Linked DNA regions of Homo sapiens: region 1 is linked to region 2. Evidence: chromatin loops called from intact Hi-C (ENCODE). Cell type or tissue: Calu3. All regions are shown on one strand. Each heading gives the region's core, and the rest is flanking DNA. Links, peaks and the distances in the headings are about the cores only.

What was found. Hi-C counts contacts between places; a loop is a spot of excess contacts. Peaks named below come from ENCODE experiments on the same cell type or tissue, not always from the same donor. Only the 100,000 strongest peaks of a DNase experiment are listed, where the experiment ranks them.
Region 1: it touches region 2 in a loop (2.6-fold over the local background); 2 of 110 quality-filtered maps call a loop at or near these places.

Annotation. Positions count from the first base shown.
Region 1 is chrX:44,173,128-44,181,895 of GRCh38, forward strand. EFHC2 (EF-hand domain containing 2) reads right to left here. Exons shown (of 15, transcript NM_025184.4): 12 at 5,240-5,437; 13 at 3,165-3,257. Among named protein-coding and RNA genes, the nearest start is that of EFHC2, 170 kb to the right of the region's middle. In Calu3, for the core only: no CTCF peak of the experiment used is centred there; a DNase peak (open chromatin) is centred at 5,354.
Region 2 is chrX:43,973,683-43,980,202 of GRCh38, forward strand. No RefSeq gene overlaps it. Among named protein-coding and RNA genes, the nearest start is that of NDP, 3.6 kb to the left of the region's middle. In Calu3, for the core only: no CTCF peak of the experiment used is centred there; no DNase peak of the experiment used is centred there.

The DNA.
Region 1 (8,768 bases), core at 3,865-6,364, 200 kb after region 2:
GGGTGAAAGAAAGCATCCAACCCTTTAGCCATATTGTTTTTCATCTCCTGATCTGAATTTACACAGCAGGGTTACACGGCTGCTCAGCAGCTGCCCAGCTCCATTCCAAGGCAGGTAAAACTATTCCTGGGCAAGAGCATGCATTGAACAAAATCAACAAGCTCCATGCCTGCCTCCCACGGGAGACTGTAGACGTCAGAGGGGGCTCTGGCTTAGCGTGCCATAAGGAGGGCTGTGCAGAAAGAGACTCTGGTCAGGGCTCTGTAAAGCCCTGTGGAGTCTGTGGGGAACAATAAGAATGCAGAATATAAATGTAAGCTGCAGGCTGATGGGCCCATTAGGAATTAGGGCAGTCTTTGAAAGGAATCTGCAGAGATGATGCAAAACACTAAGCATGTGACCCAAATCATGGCAGGGCATATTGGAGGGAGAGGGGAATGGGAATGAGACATTTTCTAATCTGATTAGTCTGAAGTTTCCCCTGAGTGTGGAGAAGGGTCACTGCACAATTAGAGGCAAAGTTAGACTGAACATGGTCTGCTTAGCAGCTGAGCGGGATGACCTCCTCAAAGCTAAGCTGGGCTTGGAGACAGATGTGTTCAGAGACTGAGATGACTTCGAAGCAAGTTCTGAAACAATCTTTTTGCATTTAATGTCAAATCGTAAAGGCAAAGACAAAACAGTCTGCTGAGAGAATGAGAGGATGATGACTTGGTGGCCTCAGCACTGGATAAGAAACATGTAGGTCCTCCAGAGGCCAGGCTCCCACATTACTGGACTTTCCAGGACAACTCATCCTTAAGACCATCAAAAGATAATCTAATAAACATCCACAGCTTCCTGACTAGAAGACAGCTTAATGTGTGAAAGGCATTCAGATCCAATTGTTGAAAAACATGGCTTCCTCTACATAGAAAGACACAGGTTTCTTCCAGTTCATTTCTAAGTCTGAGTGTGTGGTCTATGGTCCCTGACTTAAATTTCTCTCCTAGTCCTCAATCAATTCTTTGCACCAGGTACTGTGCTGGGTACTTTATGTATGTTATCTCAATTAATCCTCTGAACCACTAGGAAATAGGTACTGTTACGTCATTCGAGAGATAAGGAATCTGAGGTTCAGGCAGGTCAAAACCCTTGCACAAGATCACACAGCTAATAAGTGGACTCAAAGAATTTAAGAGATGGGAGTGGAGGAGGGGGGTAAAATTGTCAGGATGTGACAACCCATTGGTTATTTATAGGTGGTAAATCACACAGAAGCAGTGTCTGCATCTGAATGAATCGAAGTTCAAGTCACAACTCTTCATTCCAAGGTAAGGGATAAAGAGACACATAAATAGCACTGTGAGAATTCTGAGCAGGAGATAATCACTCTGATTATCAGCCAAACGAATGCAACAGAGCTTCATGGATATGGTGCCACTTGAAATGGGTCTTGAAGGAAGAGCAAGCTTTCAGCAAGTGAAAACCATTGGGAGCTATTGCCTACTGATGAAATAGCAAGGGAAAAGGCCAAAAAAAAAAGGGGGGGGGAGGGGGAAGGCAGGAGGTATATGTGTAATATGCTAAACGGCCCATGTGGCTGGACTACTGGGAACAGGAAGGGGAGTTTTGGGAGTGGGGGATGATATCTGTGAAGAACTCTGAGTCCAAGGCCTGCCTACTTCATCTCAGTTCCTTCACGGCAGGATCCCTCACACGGCTGCTAGCAAATAAAAGCAAATAGAGTTAAACAAAAACAAAATCAAAACAAAACAAATAGAACTGATAATCTAGAAAATTATTCCAGGTTGATTCAATGCACATACACATCCAACTAGATTTGCCCTCTTCTGGGTTTCCCTCCTGATACCTTGGACCCTAGTTCCCTGACATAGAATTTGGCTTTATCTGTTCCTTTGGTTTCTCCTTTTGTCTCAAACAAGGACTCCCTACTTCAGACCCTATTTGAGAACAATGCTCCAGCTGCGAACCCTAAGCCCCACTATGGAGAAGGAGCTTAATTCAAAGTTAAAGAGCTGGTCCTTCCTTAGAGAGCAAAGAGACACCACAGAAGGTTTGTGAGTAAAAGTGCAATAAGATGACATACATTTTTGCTCTTAGAAGGTACTTAGCTGCTATATGTAAAGATGGATTTAAACATTTAGACACTGGTGGATGAAAGACCAATGTGGTGGCACCGCAGTATTTAAGAAGCAATGTGGGTCAGAACAAGAATGATGATAGTGGAAATGGAGAGGAGAGAGTAGAAGCAAGCAGTAAGGAGGAGGTAGAACTGTCAAGACATCCTAATCTACTGGCTATTTGTAGACAGTAACTCAAAATGATTAGAAGCAGAGGATGTGCATTTGAAAAGTTCAGGATTCAAATCAGAGCTCTTCTTCTTCTACACTATGTGACTTTGGGCAAAATACCTCATCTCTCTAAACCTCAGCATCCTTACGTATGAGATAAGAAGGATAACAGTTTCGACCTCACCAAGCTGTTCTCAAAAAGTAAATGAGATAATATATCCAAAACAATGATCACAATGCCTAGAACACAGCTGAAAATGTCAGAATTATCAAGATATATAAGTCAGAGGAGGAGCTAGAGTGAGTGATGCTATAGGAAGCATAAGAGATGGCCAGAGTCTAGGTGGCTGAGAGGGACATGCCAGGAAATCAAAAGTCAGGTTCAACAGGAGAACTGATGTGTTTTAGAAAGCAGTTCACCATGCTCTCATTTTATAGCATCATAATCTCTATGTTTTACATCTGGTGCTCTATCAGGACAGAGCCCCATGCTAATAACCCTAGGTTCTCTTACTGCATGTCTATAGCTATCAGGAACTGCTGCTTTGAAAAACCTGCCCTGAATTTTACATCTAATGTCCTCCTAACCAACAAAGTTGTGTATTTCATTTTGTCCCAGGAATCTGTGGATCTATAAGTGTGTATTCATGTTAAAAAGATAAAATAATAATTTGTAATAGGCTCTCTAACATTCAAAATCAAGACAAACTTTTCCTTCTGTAACACTTAAATGGAGGCAGGTCACCAATAATATAATCAAAACAGTTAAGGGTAAATCAAGGGTAATTAAAGGGAGATGTAAAACCAGGAATGGTCCCCCAAATAAAACTATGCAGGACAATCCCTATCAAGAGTGGAACTCTAACTTACCTTGACAATAAGGATTCTAGAAGATCATCACTCAAAGGTAATCTGGAGGATTTGCACAGCCTTTTAATGTCTTTGGTGGGTAATACATTTTTTCTGCATTAAAACAACGTAAATGAGCTTTTATATACCTTGTATACCTTTAGTAATAATTACATACTATAGGAAAGAAAATACATTTGTGATGTTTCCTGAGAATGTACACATGGAAGTATGAAAATTGGTATTGGAATTCACAATAAGGAAGAACAGTCACATTTCATTTCATCAACTTTTTCTATTTCAGAGGCCACCAGACTCCATCCTTACAAAGGCTTTTCCTTCAAGATGCAGATTCTTGGTTGGTGACAGTACAGCCTATTAAGGCTACAGCCACAAGTGTTGCTCTAAGTAATTGATCTGCATTCTTGACCACTAGTCAAAAATGGTTCTGATATTTGAAAACATCTCTTAATTTGACAGGCATCTAGAGCCTCCAACACAAGTATGATATGACTTGAGGGTGTTTTTCTGTTCTTTTCCTTGGACCCAAACCTTATCACCTGGAAGCCCCAGCTGGGGCCTCAATATTCACTTCAATTTTTTCAGATGCTAGCAGTTTTCTCTAGAGCAGCCCAAAAGTCATTTTCTCCAGTCTTATGGGGGCAAAGACATTCTTGTCCAATGTTCTCATTCAGCCAACACTTTTCCAGGCATCGGGCAAAATTAGAACCAACAGGAAAGAAAGTTGGCTCTTTTCTTTGCAATGAGAATGTTTATATCTAGAATCAAAGCTTGATGGATCTGGAAGAACCTCAGGCTATCTGGTCAAGCAGCCCCATTGTTCCTAAGAAGTGTTCCTTGAATGAAGGAGGGCCACACTTCTCACTCTGGGGAAGGGGGCAACACCAGGGTGGAAGGCAGGGCCAGGGCCATGCAAAACTCAGGCCACACATCTTCTAGGAAGCTTGGGAAAGCTTAAAGAGTCAAGGAAAAATACCATCTTTATAAAAACTCAAAGAGGATGCATTATGGATTAATAAAAAAAATGATTATTTCTAAGACAAACTATGGGACCTACACAGATATTCAGGGAATGCAGTTGGCCACTTGGGTTCAGACTTCAAGTTTGGGGATAAGGCAAGAAGTCACAAGGAAGAGAGATGGCAGTGGTGTGCAGCAATACGGATTAGAAGCTAGAGCAAGAACTAAGATTTTTCTAATTCCAGATGAAATCAGTAAATTTATATTTCTCCCCACTGTATAAGGTCTGTAAGATGAATGCAAAAAAAACACATTAAGTTGTTTGCATCCAGTTGTATGTAACAATGACTTAATGAAGCTCAACACGCACACAATCAATGTATAAGAAATAGCTTATACTGAACTTCATTATTTTCAAGAAGAAATAATTTCAAAGAAATTCTACAGAATGTTTGCTTGAAAATTCCATTTTCTATTTATTATAAAAGTTACATTTATAAATCCCCATCAGTACTAAAATAATGTAAAAAGACGACATCTCAGAATTAACCCTCCTAACATTTTGATTTACTATGCTTCAGTTGAAAGCTTCTAGAAACAAATGAAAAGAACATGCAAGGGAGAAGCCTATTCTTTCAAAGATACAGGGCCTCCCCTATTCCGTCAACAAGACTAGCCTGGCCAACATGGTGAAACCCTGTCTCTACTAAAAATACAAAAAAAAAAAAAATTAGCTGGGTGCGGTGGTGCGAGCCTGTAGTCCCAACTACTCAGGAGGCTGAGGCAGGAGACTCTCTTGAACCTGGGAGGTGGAGGTTGCAGTGAGCCGAGGTTGCGCCACTGCACTCTAGCCTGGGCGACAGGGCCAGATGCCATATCACACACACACACACACACACACACACACACACACACACAAGCTCTCCATCACTGGGAAATATCTGTACCTAAATACTTCTCCGAAAATGATTTAAGGTGTTTGTGCTAAATAGTAGAGTATGAGTATGATGACACATGTCTATTTTCTTTTTGCACTTTTTGATAAAATAGAAATTCCTTCATTACTCAGGTTCACAGAAATGTAAATGATTAGAATCAATAAAACAAAAGCTTACTTTTCTCGATCTTCATACACACAGGAATAAATGAAAGTGTCGAAATTCTCAAACATATTTTTCTTGAACTTTTCGTGGGCCAGTGCGATTAAGAAATCCATATCTGAACATGTGCCCTCAGGCACACGGTAGTGACGTGCAATGGTTACAAATTCTTGCTCTGCAAGGTTTCCAACAGTCAAAGACATCAATATGTCTCTGTAATAAAAATGGAAAAACATTTATAAACTGATATCTAAGAATACAGTATTTTACATCTCCTTCTATTTAAAAGATCCAAATTCCATTTTACAAAACTTTTACCAACTGTACAGAGGTCATGTGATTTTTTTAACTTAATTTCTCTTCTTAATTTGGGAGCAGCAGGAAGGCACCAATGCCAGAATGGAAAATCATAGGCACTGTAGCTTATAAATAAAATGGCATTTTGCCCAGAGTTAAACACCTACCAAATAACAGCCTGCAACCAGGAAGTAAATTTTTAAAGGCTTTGAATGGTCAAAAAACCTATTACTAAGTACATGACTTTATTCAATGCCTATTAATCTTCCTTACACAAAATAGTAACAGGCTTGGGTTTCTGGTTTCCTGGGACATAAAATTTGTAAGTTAATAAATTAGAAAGGTGTTTTGGGATGGGGAAAGCAATCATGCACATTTCTGTAATAAAAAGTAAAACTGGACACACCCTGGCAGTGAGAAAAAAAAACAAGAGAAAAAAAAATGAAAAGTTAAAAGACCTATGTAAGCGTACAGCTGTCTGCATCTTTAGAAGGCAAATGGTACTGAGATTATTAGGCAGAGCTAAAAAAAAAAAACTAAACAACAACATATCAATGAAGACGACTCAAGGCCTAGCAAATTGGCTGAATTGTTTTCAATGTAACTCTGTATGAAAGCCATAAACTAAGCAGCATACACCAGACAGAATTATATCAAAATGATTAAAATGCAAAATGTTATGGTGGTTACAGGAATAAGCTTCCACTGTCTAGAAAATTTATTTACTGGAAATAATTCAGTTCCCAAGAATCCTGAATAAACAAGGGAATAGAAAATTTTATTTGGCCTTCTGCTAGAAAGAGGTCTTTCAGAATAAATGCTTTCAGTTCTTTTAGGTATTTCTGGACATTATCATCTAATAATTCTAGATTCTCCTAGTCAAGAATTTCCATAGAGTCTAGGAAAGCCCACAGCATTGATGTTGACCTATCTAAAGGAAATTCATTTAATCTACATCTACTTCTCAAGTTTCCTGGGTTGTTTTGTTTTGTTTAAATTTGGTTTTGCTTTTGTATTTTTAATGGGAAATGAATGCAAAATCCAACCAAGATGATCCCAGAATTTCAGCAAGTCAGGTCAGACAATCAATTAGTAATATTGGCAGGAGGCTCGCTATATGGAAAACACTGTAAAAGGCTCTCTGGCATTTGAACTTTTCAGAATCTGTTATCTATTTGCACTGTCCAAGCATATAGATGATCTTTCAAAGCCACAAACTGGTAGGGCCACTTAAATAAACTGAGTAATAGCAATAACCTCTGCCATTTGTTGAGTACTGTGTGCCAGGTCCTGTGCTAGCAGGGACTTCTGGCATCTAGCCTAGGAGGTGGTGCTACTATTATCCCCACTGTACAGATGTGAACTGAGGCACAGAAATGTTAAATAACCTGCCTAATGTCACAAAAGCCAGAATGTGAACCCGTGTAGTCTGGCTCTAAAGCTCATGCTCTTGCCTACTACTCTATCCCTCTTCTGTTGGGACACAGAAGGCGGAGAGAACTGATGGAGTGGGGCTCAGTCAGGAAATGTGCCTAAAGGCAGTGGGGTTTAAGCTGATTTTTTATGGACCTTTATTGCCTTTATTGTCCATCATCTCTGCTTTGAGGGCTATCACTAATCATTATTTAAAAAGTAAGAGAAAATAATTTCAGAAAACCTGAGTCACCAACCATCTCTGACAGAGGGCTAAGTAACCACAAAAGAGCCACTCCAAGGAAAGCCCCTGGCTCCTCTACAACGCTGATCAAGAAACAGTCATGCCATGTGTGTAAAATGGAACACTACATCACCATTAAAAGCATTATGTTTGGGGCCAGGCGTGGTGGCTCACGCTCGTAATCCCGGCACTTAGGGAGGCCAAGATGGGCAGATCGCCTGAGGTCAGGAGTTGAGATCAGCCTGGCACATGGTGAAACCCTATCTCTACTAAAAATACAAAAATTAGCTGGGCATGGTGGCACACACCTGTAATCCCAGGTACTCAGGAGGCTGAGGCACAGGAATCACTTGAACCCAACAGGCAGAGGTTGCGGTAGCTGAGATCATGCCACTGCACTCCAGCCTGGGTGACAGAGTGAGACTCTGTCTCAAATAAATAAATAAATAAATAAAAATAAAAAAGAAGATTATAGAAGAATAAATCTAAAAGTTAAAAAAAAGAAGTTATGATGTCTGGGAGGCTGAGGTAGGATTGCTTCAGCCCAGCAGTTTGAGGCTGCAGTGAGCTATGACCATGCCACTGTACTCCAGTCAGGGCAACATAGTGAGAACCCATCTCTACCAAAAAAAAAAAAAAATAGCTGGGCATGGTGGCATGCACCTATAATCCCAGCTACTTGGGAAGCTGAGGCAGGAAGATCACTTGAAGTTTAGGAGTTTGAGGCTGCAGTGAGCTATGATCATACCACTGCACTCCAGCATGAGTGACAGACAAAGACCCCATCTCTAAAAAAAGAAAAGTATGGTATTGATTGATATTTATTGGTAGGATAGATGTCCATGCTATGTTGATAAATGTAGTATGATCCCAGTGAAAAATCAAGATACAGGTGCACATATGGTCATAGAAATAAGACCAGAAGGATGCATGCCAAAACATCAATAGTATTATCCTGAATGGTTGAGATGTCTTTTAAAAAAAAGTATTTCCATTTTTTCTGAATTTTTGTAATAATCAAATATTATTTTCATTGTCTAAATGAAAAAAAAAAACATTCGAAAGCATTTCCTTTTGAGAGTAGAATATGGCGTGAAGAAGAGAAAGTGGCATGCTCCCAAGGACAAGGAAAAAGAACATGTGGAGCAATAACTAGAAACTTTCCATACACCTTTCACTAAACTTATTATAGCACCACCAGAACATAAAAGTTTATTTTCCTTTTCATTGGATAAACTGAAATTATCCTGGCTTCACTGCAGTTAAAATTTATATCTGCTGGGTTTCTGTATGCTTGGGTTTTAAACAGCTCAGTATTCCGGTTTTACATGACTTTACATGAAAGTTTCAAAGAAGCTGTGCTATATTTGAAACTGCCAACAGCCCTGCAGGGCATCAGGGGCTCCTGGAGCGGCTGCCTGTGTGGCTGCTGTGCCCACATGAGGCAGGTTCCTGCACGAGGGATCTCAATCAGGATGTACAAGCCTCACCTTGCAGACCTCAGATGGCTGTCACCACTCTGCCCCGCATTTGCCACAAGTGTGTTTTTCAGGACTCACCCCCGCCCTGTTAAACTTTAGTAGGATTCAC
Region 2 (6,520 bases), core at 199-2,698:
GAACAGCGTAGCAGAACAAGGGCGAGGAAGTTTCTTTCTTTCTTTCTTTTTTAATGGTATTATGGAACTAATAAGAGGCCAAATGAATATTCTGAATTTAATTCTTTTTCAAGCATGTGGCTGCCATAAAGATGTGCCGTCCGCAATAGAGACGTATAGTTTTGGAAATACAAAGGCAGTGTGGCATTCTGTTGAACGATTCGGCAGCTGACTGTGATGAAGTTGAAATTTTAAGTAAGAGAGGGGAAAGATGGGAACCAGAAATTTTTTTCTCAGGCGATGCTGTTAAAGCAAGTGCAAAACGCTGCCCTATTTTATCACGATGTGTGTGGGTGGTGAGAGTTCTTTTTTTCCGGGTTGTTCATCCATTAAATGATTTTTAGCAGCATATACATGATTAAATTCACAATGGCACTTTAATAAGCCCCTTCATCTGCATCATTTAGAATAAAACTTTAGGTCTGATTTAGAAACAATGAGAACGTGTATTCCTTGACTCCTTGAGCTATATGAAGGAGAAACTAATAGATAAAGCTAACCCATTACACAACAACTAGTAGAAAAGTGACAAAGGTAACTATGTGTGTGGGTTAAATACCTGCAGCTGAATCATGCTGTGTTATGAGCTGTGGGACTACAAAGGCAAATATTTCATAATTCTTGCCCTTTGAAAGCTTAAAATTAACACAGAAAACCGTCAGGGATTTTGGAGGAAAATACAAAGAACATTTAATAATTATTTTATGTCAGGTAAATCAGACCCAGAATAATTTGTTTTATTAATACTACTGATGAAGAATTAAACTGAGAATTTAAAATATATATATTTCGTGGAAAAAATAATACATTATAAAACTCAAAAAGAAATTTTTCTTGGGAGCTTCATGTAATTGTTGATGCTGAAACTGTCTTGTTCAACTCTGTATCAAACTATTTGTTATTCATTAATAAATTTACATTCACCTTATTACTTTTCCATGGGACCTTTACTCCAGTCACTGATATTTGCAAGAGGTGTCTTAAAACTTTCAGTTTTATTGCCAGAAATCCCTTTTCTTATGCTCCACTTGGAAAAAAAAATACCCTGTCTACCTTGGACCAGCCAGTCACAAACAGAATCCACCTGCGAAGATCATGGATAAATGACAAATTCAAAGCCTTGAAAAAAAACCTGGCACTTGGCTGATGATGATATTGGCTAAATATCTTAAAAGCAGAAGATCAAAAAGCAAATGGAAATTGGGCCTTAAAACTGGAAATAATCTGAAAGGGGAAATGACTTGTAGCTGAGTAAGAGCCATGGAAACAGTCAGGAATACATTTTCTGGCCTAATTTTGTGGGTCAGATTGGGAGGGGGAATAAACTCTTTGGCCACCAACATTTTCAAATATCAGAACTTGACATCCGTCCACCTTCTCATTTCTCCCAAGAAATAATCTGTGGCTTTCTCAACATATGCTCGCCACTCCACCCTGCCATCTTTCGCCTTCAGGTTGTCAGGGTTGCATGAATTCTGCCCAGTTCCTGGGCAGAATTTTCCAGCATTCTACAATCTGCCCTTCTGAAAGAGCACCACAGAAAGTGTAAAGATTGCAAACACATTGACTGCTTGGCCACAGAAGACAAGATCTCTCCCAGATGGAGTCCTACTGCTTCTTCCAGCCGTTATTTTGTCAGGAGTGGCGAAGAATACCATCTGCTGCCCCATTCAAGAGGAAGGCTTTGCCTCCCCACATTGGGCTCCAGAGAACCCATTTCTAAGCCTGTCAATAGAGAGCTGGCAACAGCAACTGTTTTTATCTCATCACCATGCTTTTTAGAAAGGTCACTGTGCCACGTGTAGTTTCTTTACTGGCCATCATTAATGTTGCTGAGAAAGAAGGACTCCCTTTAACTTTGCCAAAGGGATGAAGGGACCCCTGCTGTTATTTCGTATGTATTAAGGGAGAGAAGAGTTTGCAGAAGGAGATGTCTATCAGCTGGCTGAGAAATCCTTCAAGGGATCACTTCTCAGCCTTTTATTTCTGGTCCTGTTTCAAGTTGGGTTTCTCTTTCATGGTAGCCCTAGTGGATATTTACAGGAGTCACCTAGCATTCAAACACCCCTGGGGGGATGGGTAGTCCCAAAGCAGGTGGGAGACAGGACCCGACTTCTTGCTGCAGAACCTGAAGAAGCAGGTGTTTCCCCTCCCCTCCTCAGGACAGCTGGAGGAGCCAGGTGTAACCAAGCCTGGTTCACCAGATGAGCCATCTGGGAGGAATGACCAAGGCATGCCGATTTTGTGGTTCCACAGGAATCGAGATCCCAGAGGTTGCAGCAGCTGGTGTGGGGAGCTACAGAGTCCAGCAGTGTGACAGTGAGTAATCTGGGGACACAGGGCCTGTGGCGACATCCTCAGTAGTTTCGTCTCTTTGATTGCATCTGTGTTTGCCACCATTTTATGAGCCTGGGGCTCCAGCTTTCCTGGTGATTCTGTGAACTGCACCCCATCCCCACCCCCACCAAGATCCTACCAATAAATTCCTTTCTCCTTTAATTAGCTAGAGATAGTTTTTGAGGTTGGCAACTAGGAATCCTAACCTGAATATTACATTTTCCAAATTTAGGCAAACTAACATCATTAACATACAGATGGAAACACAGTCTCCACTTCCTCATAGTTACTTTCCCAAACAAATAAATGGCTTCAGATTCATTGTCAGTCTGCTCTAGTCTCTGCTATAGTATTGCAAAAGTAGGAAATTCCTTTGTGGGTGTATGAGAAGATCCATGGTGTATGTGCATTTGTGTAATCCCAGTATACCAGCATAATCTATGAGGCACAGTTTATAATTTTCTGTGAGAATGCTAATTTCTATTGTCCATGAATATGATAGTATTCATTCATTCAAAAATACCTGTTAATAGTAATAGCAACCACTTAACGGGTGTTTACGCTCTGTCAGCCTCTGTGCCAAATATTCTATATGTATTATCTCTTTCAAAGAGATATACAACAACTCTATAAAGGAGATACCATTAATGTCTCTATTTTACAAATGGAAAAACTGAGGCTCTGAGAAATTAGGTGGCTTGCCTGTGGTTGACACAGCAGGCAAATGGTAGGTATGAACTTTGGCTTTCTTGTCTCCAAAGACCATGGCTTACCTACTATGCTCTGCTGCCCCTATTCAACAGAAACTCCCTGAGCAACACCTACATAGTAACGCTCTGCTATTTGTTGGGGAGACACATAAAAGTAGGACATGGATCCAGTTCTTAAAAATGTTTATGATATTATAGGGAAGAGAGAAATGTTCACTTGTGAAGACACTGCAAGGTAGAGCATGGTAAGTGCCACAAGAAAAGCAAAAGGTACAATAAGAGGAAGTGGTACATCCAGGAGAACGCCATTGGATCTGGGCTTTGACGGCACAGAGTGGGAACTAGAGGACAAATGAGTTTTTGCAGTGACTTGCAGCCATACATTTTGCCTGGGCTTAAATTTAGGCTACCGTAAGCCAGGAGGGTGTGATGAGCAGAGTGAAACCAGGCCACGGATCTGGGGCCAGATGAGGTTAAAAAGGAGAGGATAGAATGGCAAGCCAGACAGTTAAAGAAGAGGTTATATATGTGGAAGGAGATTAAGCAGAGGAGCAAAGGTAAGTAGCCTGGCAGGGGTGCAAACAGGTATTTTCTTTCATCCATGCATTCATTCAACAAATATTCTTTTATGAAAAAAAAACTTTTTCAGAAAGCATGACCATTTAAAAGTCATTATCACAAAGCCATAATAAATAATTTGAAATAAACTTTGAAATACAGAAAAAAAAATTTCTTTGAGTGCCTCCTAACTGCCCGAGCTGTGTTCATCCCAGGGGATCTGGCATTGAATAAGACAGACAAAGTTTCTACGGTTGTGGTGTAGGAGTATGTCCATAAGGACACATTAAAGACAAATGACAAAACCTTGAGTATCAATAGCTTAAAACATAAGGACATTTATGGTGCTCAATCTGGAACTGGGCAGTTCTAGGGCTGGTATAGTGGCTCCATGATATCATCAAAAACCCAAGCTCCTTCCACTTCCATGATACTCAGCACTGTTGGCTTCCGTTTTCCTCTGGCAGGTCAATTCGTGGATGCCAGATGGCTGATGGAACTCTAGAAATCACACTGAGATTCAGGAGTCTAGAGGGAAAGAGAGAAGAGTTTGCTCTTTGTCTGTCTCTTCAATCAGGAAGCTCACTCTGGCTCATATGTCAAGATGGATCATGTGCAGATAGGGAGGTGGGAAGGAACAAAGTGTGGCAGGAGAGAAGTCACTGAAGTCTCCTAGACAAGAGAAGGTGGTAGCTTGCACCAAGGTTGAAGTAGTGGAGATAGAGTGAAGTGAACAGATTTCAGATATATTGGCCTCTGCCTTGGACGTGGGAGTTAAAAAAAAGGAGAAAAATCAAGGGTGATTCCTGCCCCATGGTGGAGTGAGGGAAGCACAGGTTTGGTGAGGGGTGGCGCTGTATGCATTAACTCCATTTGTAACAGGTTCAGTTTGACATTCTTGTAAGACATCGAAGTTGAAAGGTAAAGAAGATGGGTTGATATACAGGTCTGGATTTCAGGGCCAGTTTCAGAGCTGGAGCTATACATTTGGAGGTTGTCAAACTATGGAGCGTATTTAAAGCTATTTGATTGAGATCACCCAGAAACAGATTCTAGCTAAAGAAGAAATGGTGAACTAGGAGGAGTCCTGGATCTCCCCTACACTGAATAAGACTGAAAAGAAGAAGTCAAAGAGGTGGGAGGAAAGCCAGAAAAGTAGACTGTCACCAGTAAAACAAATAGTAGCTTTGTTTTTGCTTTTAATCATAGAAAGCTACTGCCTGAAACTACAGAAAGGTCTCCACGGCTTTAGACTTGTACTTTTAAACTTTAGGACTGAATGGAGAGTTTAAAAAATGCTAAGGCTCAGGCCTCACCCAGGCTAATTAAAATAAAATGTCTAAAAGTGGGGGCTGGGCATTTGGTATTTTTAAAAGCTCCCTTTACAACACCAAAGGCCCTGTCCATGAAAGACATAACTGATAAGCTTGACCTCACTAAAATTAAAAACTTCTCCTCTGTTAAATACAATGTCAAGAGAATGAGAATAAAAGCCACAGACTGGGAGAAAATATTTGCAAAAGACACATCGGATAAAGGACTGATATTGAAAATACACAAAGAACTCTTAAACTCAACAGTAAGAAAACAAACAACCTAATTTTAAAAATGAGCAAAATACTTAAAACAGATATCTCACCAAAGGAGATATACAGATGGCAAATAAGCATATGGAAAGATGTTCCACATCATATGTCATCAGGGAATTGCAAATTAAATCTGCAATTAGAAGCTCCTACACACCTATTAAAATGGCCAAACTTCAAAACATCAACACCACCACACCACTCAATGCACCACTCAGTGCTGGTGAGGATGTGGAGAAACAGTAACTCCCATTTGTTGCTGGTGGAAATGCAAAATGGCACAACCACTTTGGAAGACAGTCTGGTAGTTTCTTACAACACTAAACAAAGTCTTACCATAGAATCCAGCACTCACATTCCTTAGTATTTAACCGAATGAGTTAAAAACTTATGTCCACACACGTGTATGTCTGCACACAGATGTTTATAGCAGCTTTATTCATAATTGTCAATACTTGGAAGCAACTAAGATGTTCTTCCATAGGTGAATGAATAAATAAACTGTGGTACATTTAGACAATGGAATATTATTTAGCATGAAAAAAGAGCTATCAAGCCATGAAAAGACATTGAGGAAACTTAAATGCATATTACTAAGTGAAAGAAGCCAATCTGAAAAGGCCACATACTGTATGATTCCAACTACATGACATTCTGGAAAAGGCAAAACTATGAAGACAGCTAAAAGATCAGTGGTTGCTAGGGGTTAGGGAGAGAGATAAATAGATGGAGCACAGAGGATTTTTTAGAGCAGTGAAACTACTTTGTGTGATACTGTAATGGTGGATGCATGTTATTATACATTTGTCCAATTCCATAGAATTTACAATATGAAGAGTGAACCCTAATGAAAACTATGGACTCTGGGTGATAATTATGTATCAGTGTAGGTTCACTGACTATAACAAATGTACCACTCTGGTGCAGGATATCAATAGTGGGGGAGACATTGTGGGTGTGGAGACAGAGGATACATGGTAACTCTCTTTACTTTCCACTCAATTTCACTGTGAACCTAAAACTGCTCTAAAAAATGAAGTCTATTTAAAACACACACATACACACACACACAAAGCATGGCATGTTCTCTCCCCTCCCCCTAAATGTTACCTGATTAAAGAGACAACCTCAGGGAAAGAAACAAAAACAGAGAATGTCAGATGATACCAAAGAGCAGTTTTTACCCATCACAACTGTACCCAATGTTTAGCTATTACACATGTACATAGTCAATCAGTTAATAAACAATTTCATAGTGTAAATTCAAGCCAATGAACCACTAGATATGCA